Linked DNA regions of Mus musculus: region 1 is linked to region 2. A link is a loop called in an ENCODE intact Hi-C map of the cell type or tissue named here. Cell type or tissue: heart. All regions are shown on one strand. Links, peaks and the distances in the headings refer to the core of each region. The heading gives the core; the rest is flanking DNA.

What was found. A loop is a pair of places that touch in the nucleus more often than their neighbours do. Peaks named below come from ENCODE experiments on the same cell type or tissue, not always from the same donor. Only the 100,000 strongest peaks of a DNase experiment are listed, where the experiment ranks them.
Region 1: it touches region 2 in a loop (2.1-fold over the local background); 2 of 42 quality-filtered maps call a loop at or near these places.

Annotation. Positions count from the first base shown.
Region 1 is chr9:82,913,123-82,917,517 of GRCm38, reverse strand. It overlaps Phip (pleckstrin homology domain interacting protein), which reads left to right. Exons shown (of 40, transcript NM_001081216.1): 16 at 2,094-2,222; 17 at 3,605-3,830. Among named protein-coding and RNA genes, the nearest start is that of Gm39382, 51 kb to the left of the region's middle. In heart, for the core only: no CTCF peak of the experiment used is centred there; no DNase peak of the experiment used is centred there.
Region 2 is chr9:83,348,328-83,352,722 of GRCm38, reverse strand. It overlaps Gm40536 (a long non-coding RNA gene), which reads left to right and starts at 2,926. Exons shown (of 5, transcript XR_003948197.1): 1 at 2,926-3,088; 2 at 3,479-3,820. Gm46123 (a long non-coding RNA gene) reads right to left here and starts at 1,224. Exons shown (of 2, transcript XR_001779248.2): 1 at 789-1,224. In heart, for the core only: a CTCF peak has its summit at 1,830; DNase peaks (open chromatin) are centred at 1,892 and 3,032; H3K27ac peaks cover 871 bases.

The sequences.
Region 1 (4,395 bases), core at 150-4,149, 440 kb after region 2:
AATAGCACTGCTTTCTCATCTCTAACATCTATGGATCTCTAACCCAGTTCGTATTACAGCTTCTCATGTTAGGATGTACAGGCCTTCGTGCAGTAACCACTTTGCCAAGTGCCTGGTCTCAGTGGCTTTTCAGATTCTATGTAGGACTCAGAGATAATGCATGATTGTTGTTTTAGAGGTTTTTAAGTTCATTTCAACAAAAAAAATTCTTTTGGAAATCTAACTGTATATGAATACACTGATAGATATCATGCATGAGAACTTGAATATCCCCACCACACTCCTTTCCCCAAATTAAATGCAATGCGAGATTTCTGAGAGAGAGGATGCCCTGCTCAGGAAGCACTCTCAGCCTTCCTCTGTCATCGCTAAGTGTAACGATGTCCCCCCCCCCCCCCCTCAGTGGACCTGCAGAAAAGTGTAGTTCTAGAAGCAGTTATGAAGTCTTTGTCTTCTTTTTTTTTTCCATGAAAATTTTGAGTGAACTGAGGACTAAAACATCTTATTCCTGGCCCAGACAATTTCCTAAAGTTTTGATGTAAAACTCTTTTAGAGATAATTTTGTGTGTGTGTAATCTTGTGTAGCATTTATTTTTTTGTAAAAGTACTGAATGAACATTTAAGATGGGAATCCTGACATTTGTACTTACAGTCTTTTAGTTCTGGCCTATGCTATTTGGCTTATGTCTGAAACTACATCGGGAGAATGTAGTTCTGACCTTTGATTTTTGAGCTGTTTTAAAGTGGTCCTTTCCTGTGCTATCTTACTTTCAAGTTCCTTTATGCCCAAGAAATTATCCTAGCTCATTAATGAATCATGTATCTTATCTGGTAAGTTATTAGAAAAGCTTCCTTGTTTTCTTTAATAATTTTGAGGAAAGCTGCTTTCTTCTCTGTTAAATCAGCATCTGGGGTATCATTAGTATTGTATGTATATATAGTTTTTTAACTTCAGTGATCCAAAGGCAAGGTTAGTTGTCTTTTCGAGGTCATCCTATGTGCCGGAATTTAGATTGGTGTTTCTCTTTTGACTGAAGTACTTATTTTTCTTGAGAGATTAGTGTGACTCTTCTGCATTTTAATACTCGTGTTTCATGAACATCTGCCTTCTGCCAAATTTTTAATACTCAAAAGTTACTTCTTTCTTTCCAAGCATTTCCTAGAATGTAGCCAATTAAGTTCAGTTTGTTCTAGATCAGTGGATACCGGAACAGAAAGGAGGTATTTCTTACCTGATAATGTGTGTGTGTTCCGATTCTGCTAATCCAGAAATCCAATCACAGTTGTTGAAAATCATCCTTAGTTATTATTGTTTGGGAGTCAACTCCCTATTTTAGACGTTTCTGAAAATCAGTCCCTAGATGTGCTTTAGACAGGGTAGAGTCTTACCTCTTTCAGAACACTGCTAAGGCGTTTCAACTGGAACATAGTCTGAAGAAGCACTGAGAGCAAAGAATCAGAGTGGTGATTGGCCACCTCTGTTTGATTGACAGGTTGCAGGGAGAAACCCATTCGTTCTGGATTAATGGAACTGGAAAACAGAAAACAATTATCAGGTAAAAAAACCCTTTTCTTTAACCTTTAAAATTCACCATTAGAAGATGATTCAGACCACCAGGGAATTTTTTTTTTCTAAACCAAAAAGAATAAAATTTAGTGTCTTGTAAGGAGTGATCTCTTGCTACAACTTCTGAGTGTTACCAAAAAAAGAAAAAGAAAAAAAAAATGCTACCTTTGCTCTATGTTCTTAGCCTTTACAGAAAGGGCAGCAATGAATGGAAATAGATGGAATGTATGGTTCAGTTATGTTTTAATCTGGGTAGATTCTCTGGGTGGGAGGAGAAATCTGTGTATTTTTATTTTCTCAGTTGTGTCTGGTCTGTGACTGGGTTCTTGGTTTTTTAATGTTGTTAATTTGGCATTTTTCATGAATTTGCACAAATTTTACTGTACTCTGCTTATTATACTTAATCTTCCCTCTATCAGGATGTTTGCATATTTTTAAATCTTTCCATTATAGAATTCTAGTAACACTAGTACCGCTTCTTTATATTTTAATGGCAGTTTCCTGATTTTCTTTAAATGTGTTTCAGATTGAAGGACAAGGACATGGTGCAGTGTTTGACTGCAAATGCTCCCCTGATGGTCAGCACTTTGCATGTACAGACTCTCATGGACATCTTTTAATTTTTGGTTTTGGGTCCAGTAGCAAGTATGACAAGGTAGTGTATGGCATATTTTCCTGTTTCTTAAATACATGGGTGTCTGGGGTTATATGTTTTACCTTTGGAGTGGGTGAGTATGCATATTGTTAAAAGTAGAAAACTTGGGGCTGGAGAGATAGATGCTCAGTGACTAAGAGTACTTGCTATTCTTTGAGAGGACCAGAGTTTGGTTTTCAGCACTCATGGCAGGCAGGCAGGCCAAAACTATAATTCCTGCTTCAGGGGATTTGATAAGCACGTGCACTCATATGTACATACCCTTATGCACACACACACACACACACACACACACACACACACACACACACACACACACACCCCTATACATAATTAAAAATGATTTTTAATATCAGCTCAAGGAGTCCTATCTTAAAACACTCAGAAGACTTGTTTTTAGAAAGCAGAATAAGAAAAACATGTATAAAGTCTTTACTAAAATTAAATTGTAATTAGTTCAAAAGGAGCAACTTTTTACATATTCTGTTAGAACAATCTAGATTTGCATTTGTAACTTGTGATAAATTACCTTGAATAGAAGTTAATACCCATAAAAGGATGTTTCAACTTATGTGAAATGCTATATTTACACAGGTAATATACACTTAGGTAGGATAAAATAGCCTTATTTTTCATGTGATTCTTGAAATGTGTGACCTGCTAAAATTTTTGTTATTAAAGATTCTTTAGGACTAGTTTTTAAAATACTTAAATGTTTTCTCTGTAGTAGGATGAATAATTAATTCATATTTTAATGTATTGAAAATTAATCAACGAAAATTTTGTTATATAAGGGTTCAATTAATTCATAATAATTTTACATTATCACAAACACTCTAGACACTGCTTTCTTTTATATTAATATTCTATAGTTAATATTTCATAAATCTTGAGTATAGCTCAATATTATATCACATGTTTGGAATGCTCGGGATTCTATATTCAATCCCTCTCAAGTACAACAATCCTAATCATTTAAAATAGAGTGTATTATCTGAAAGTAAGAGTACCTTTGGATGTCTTATGCCTAGATGTAATTTTACTTAACGTTTACATTGAAACTTTTAAAAAATGCATATGGCTTGTTACACTTGTTTACAGAGAAAACAAAGGCAGTAGGTTTTAATTTGATAAGCAGTGAAGGTAGTATAGTGATGTGTTTAAAATTAATTGAGTAGAAGATTTTTTTGGTACCTTGAATCATTTTAATTCTGGAAATTAAACACATAATATATGTTCAAACTAAATCCTAGTTTCATACAGTTCTTTAAGTAATTGAACCATAACTTGTGGCACAGTATTTGGCTTTTTTTAGAAATTTAAGCAATTTCTTCATGATAAATTTTATTTTTCCAGTATTTTATGGACCTTTCTTTTTACAGATAGCAGATCAGATGTTTTTTCACAGTGATTATCGGCCTCTTATCCGTGATGCGAACAATTTTGTATTAGATGAGCAGACGCAGCAGGCACCTCACCTCATGCCTCCCCCTTTTCTGGTTGATGTTGATGGAAATCCTCATCCATCAAGGTACCAGCGATTGGTTCCTGGTCGGGAGAACTGCAGGGAGGAGCAGCTCATTCCTCAGATGGGAGTAACTTCTTCAGGTAGGCCTCGGGTTTCACAGGAGTCAAGGTTCTCACAGATTTTAAAACTTGTTTAATCTTTGTTTTGAGCAGATGGAAAGTTTTCCAATAAATAAATATGAATTGCAAGATAATTAAAACATTGAAAATTTGAATCAATAGTTTTGGTTCTTACCAATGTCTAACCTCAAGGAATTAATAAGATTGCCTTTTTACTTCATTTATTCATTTAGCAACATTTATTAAAAACCTTCTGATCTGTTAAGCCAATTCAGTAGGAAATTTGGTCTTTGCTCTCAAAAACTTAGTTACAAAGATAAATTAACAATTATAAACAAATATATAGTTGTGATTGTGATTGATGTTAGTAAAATTAATAATAGTAAAAAAAGCCTAAGCTAGATTGACTTCATGCTGGACTGTATTTTATGAAAAGATCAACTTTTACTTTTTAAATTTGAGACAAGATCTTACTATATAGGGCCACCTGGCCTGGAACTCAATATGATAGTCCAAACTGCTCTCAAATCACAGAGATCTCTCTGCTTCTGCCTCCTGAGGCCTAGGATTAAAGCATGTGGTAGCA
Region 2 (4,395 bases), core at 192-4,191:
GTGTGGTGTATGCATATATATATATGCATATATATATATATGTATGTGTGTATGAGTGTGTGAGTATGTGTGTCTATGGTATATGTGTGTGTGTGGTGTATGCATATGTATATGTATGTGTGTGTGAGTGTGTGAGTATGTGTGTCTATGGTATATGTGTGTGTGTGTGTGTGGTGTATGCATATGTATATGTATGTGTGTGTGAGTGTGTGTGTATGTGTGTCTATGGTATGTGTGTATGGGTGGTATATGCATATGTATATGTGTGTGAATATGTGTAGTATATGCATATGTGTATGTATGTGTATGTAGTGTGCATGTGTGGATGTGTGTGTGTGTGTGTGTTGTATGCCTATGAGAAGCCATGTGTTCTGGCCTGGCTCCTCCCACTGTGATTTCCTGGAGCAACATTTTGCAAGAGAGGGAGAGAAGCATGACAAGGTCAACTCTAGGACAGGAGGCTTTCTAGAGAAGTGGCCTCTTCACGGGAGGAAATGTGGTAGAACCATGATTGGACATCCACATAGGAGCCTCTGAGGGTCACAATGGAGCTGACGTCTTGTGGTTCAAATTCTAGGCACAGCTTTCAGAACGATTTATTGTCTTTTTAATTTTTTTCTTTTCTGCTTTGACAGCATACATTTAAGAAATAGAGTGAAAATACAGATTTAAGCAGAATGTTGAAATGTAAAAGGTAAAACTCCCTGGAATGTGTACATCCTTCAGGGAACCCTGATCCTTCTTGCCTGCTCCACTCTTCATAGCTCGGCCCCCAGCAATCAGCTTACCTGGGGTCTGTGACGCAAGGAACCAGTCCCTCCCAGTCCAGAGGGTGTACCATCACTCCACACTACACCCTCTCCAGGCCATTCTATGACCAGTATTAGTCACACATGAGAGAGAGAGAGAGAGAGAGAGAGAGAGAGAGAGAGAGAGAGAGAGAGAGAGAGAGAGAGGTGATTATCATGGTGGAGTTGCAAATAGACATCCATCCAGTTTCACTCCTTTGGAAACAGCTCCACACCTGGCTGGCTTCCAGTCTTTCAATTTCTCATTAATGTTCTTCTAGCCATATTTCTTTGTTCACTAACAAAGGATTTGTCCCACATGCTAAAAGTCCCCATAAGCCCTGTGGTAAGATGAAAGTCCCGAGACTCCCATGCTCTGGCCTGGAGAGCTTGTTTCCAGATTTTTCTGTCCTGCCCTTTCATCTCCATACAGACAAGAGACAAACCTCAAACACGAAGGGGGCTCTGCCCCAGATCCACAGACAGCTGGGATCTGCAGCCATGCCCCTGTGTTTAGCCAGGAAAGCCCAGTCCCTCTGCAGGAAGGAACTAGTGCTCCAATCCGTACATAGTTCCCCCGCCTGCCTGTGCTTCTGAGCTGCTCTGAAGTTCATGTGTCCTTAGGCTACTGTCAGGTTTATCAGATAATGCATGAGTGTCTGTCAGGCTTCTTGCTCAGCTCACCTTTGCCTCCAACACAGTTCAATTTCTACCTTTCTAGAGGCTTCTTCGATTGCACTTCTCCTTCTTCCATCAGTGCCCGCTGCCACCTTGATTTGCTTGTGCCTACCCAGCCTCTTCTACACTTGTGACATATTCATTTCCACCTGGACTGGTGCTCTGTCCCTCCTGTAAATCTAAAGCCTGGCAGGCCTTCCTTGGAAAGCGAGCCCTTCTAACTTTCTCCTTTCCAAAAGCCCCTCACCCCCATGAAACTCCTGATTTTAGTTTCTCCTCCCCCTGACCTCCACATGAACTTATATTCATATACTCCAAAAATGTGTAGTTGGAAAGAACCTCGGAGGACATTCAGTGTAAGCTCCCTGAGAGGGCAGCAGCTGACCATGTCTGAAATGGGAAGAAAGCGCCCAACCCCCTCCAGGGCCAGTTCAAAGCTTTCCTAACAGAGAGCAACAGGCTGCTGCTGGTCTCATCTGTGTCCCCTACAACAAAGCCAAGCACAACAAAGCCGTTTGTGCCGGACTGTTTTTAAAGTAGACACAATGACCTCAAGAACCACCCTCAGAATTGCAGTCGTTAACCAGAAATGACAGTAAATATAATTTTCTGTATGTGGTGCCTTATTTTGGTATGGCCATCAAGGCCAGTTCTTTGGAACAGATTTTTTTTTTTAATTTGGCTGAATGTTACATGTAGTTGTTAACTTAAAAAAGTCTACTTCCTATAAAACACTTCTTTTATGACTCATATTAACTGAGGAGCCCACAATGTGAGAAGCATCTGAGATAACAATAACCATTCGCTCATCTCGGGAGGGTCCAGGTCTCAGCTTCCTCCCCTAGTGATGGGTTTCAGATAATTCACAGCACTCAGAGCCACCCACAACTGTTTATGCAGCTTTCGTCATTTGGTGGTCTCTGCAGACTCCCGCTTTTACCAAACAACTCTGTGTTGATGTTACAAACTCTGGCTGCCTCAGAAAGGGCATGCTTCCAGGTATAATGCAGAAAGGGCATGCTACCCAGTGTGACTATGTGGAGATCCGATGAGAACAGGGTACCAGCAGGCCTCCTGCAAGAAGCAACCAGGACAGTAAAAGTATTTCTGCTGAAGTTCAGGCAACTAATCAGATGAAAGTCTGCAAGTTTGCATTCCCTCTCAGGAAAAGGACAGACAGTCAGGTCAGCTGCAGCTTTCTTGTGGCTGCTGTGAGCTCTCAGCAGGAATGCATCCTGGCCAGGACTATAAGTGTTTGTTGGCTTACAAGTGAACCCCAGTTCTAGGGAGCCCAGAACAAAAAAATCAGCAGTTTAGAGAGAAAATGGGGAGGAGCTTTGAGCATGTTCTCTCTCTCTCTATTTTTCTTTCTTTCTTTTTTAATGAACCATAAAATTACCTTTTCTCCATCCCATCTCTAAACAGGGATGCATGCCCACACGTGCACACACCACCCACTTGGTCCTTTAAACAGGTCTGTTCAGATTTCTGAGGCAGAGAGCAGGAATGTAGCAAGCAGGGGACAGGAGGCAGGCTCCCGGCTCCCCACCCACTGGCAGCAGGAGGAGCAGCTGTTTCAAATCTGTTGTGCACACTGACTGTCCCCAGGAAGACTTTCTTTGGTGAGAGGGCTTGAGACTAAGGAGGAGAGGGGGAGAGAAGGAGAAGGAGCAAAAAGAGTGTGAGGAAGAACAGACGAGGGAGAAGCAGAGGGGAGGAAGTAGGAGTTCTAGCAGGAGAGAAATGTAAAGGCCCTCTGGGCACAGAGGTCTCTATGCAGGGACTAGCCCAGCCATCCTTCTTAGGGTTATTAGCTAAGAGTCAGGAAGCCAGCCTCTTGCTTCCACTCTGCTCACTAGCAATTGCCCTTAAAAAAAATAATTACTTTATATATGTTGTTGAGCTGACAATGTTCACCATGGGACGCCACCGTAGGAGAGAAGTAACGAGACAGCGTTGTCAGAGTTCACTCTTTGTACTTCGGAAAAACCGAATGCTTTTTATTTCTCCAGGCTCTGTGCGATGGCAGAGAAGCTCTTAGAATACACCTGGTCTCTGGGTGAGTCCAGTGGAAATTATCCAGGAGATTTTAGGCTTTATCCTGCCTGGGTGAAATCTCAGCTCACCGTACAAGCTCAGATCTGCGGTGGGAGCAAGTTACTATGAAATAGCGACAGCAAGAAGAGCGCATGCCCCACCCGGCTGATGTGAAGACCTAGGCCAGCGAGTGAAGAGAATAGAGCTGAGATGCCCTTGCCTAAGTGATGGCCATGGATGGGGTGTGCCGGCCTCAGAGAGGAAGGATTCTTGTTAAAGAGGAGCGTGAGGACAGCTGCTTGAGAAGACCAGGGAAGGTACAGATAACCCTGTTAACAGAGTTAACGGAGATTGCTCCTTATCATCACTATGAGAAAGCTGAGTCGGCAGCAGCTTGAGCGGGAGCTGGGTGAGCAGGGCCTTCCTGCGTTGGTTTAAGGTAGATGAAGTGCACTTTAACCAACGGCCATGTGGTAGCAGCCACTGCTCGATGCTCAGAGGGAGGATTCTGGTGAAGAGGACTCAGGGACTTCTGAAGTCATAATCACGGGAGAAATTTTTGAGGAAGGAGAATAGAAAGCCAGGTCCAGAAGACCTTGGGCCAAGCCTTACTAAATTAATACATGGAAAACAAAAACAAAAACAAAAAACTGATGAAGAAGGCTCACGTGCCTCCTGTAACGACCACTAAAATGTAGCCACGGGTGAAGGCATAAGAATGCCAGTGTCCAAGCCTGTGGCTCATCATAACACCAAAATGCCCATGGGGGGCAATTTAAAATGGAGCCCTTGAAACTGCTGTCCCCTAGTTGCAGGCGCCCTCCTTTGGAAATGTATGCTTTCTTAATAAAAGTCTCTCATTTAGTTTGCTACTATCTACATAACTTCATGA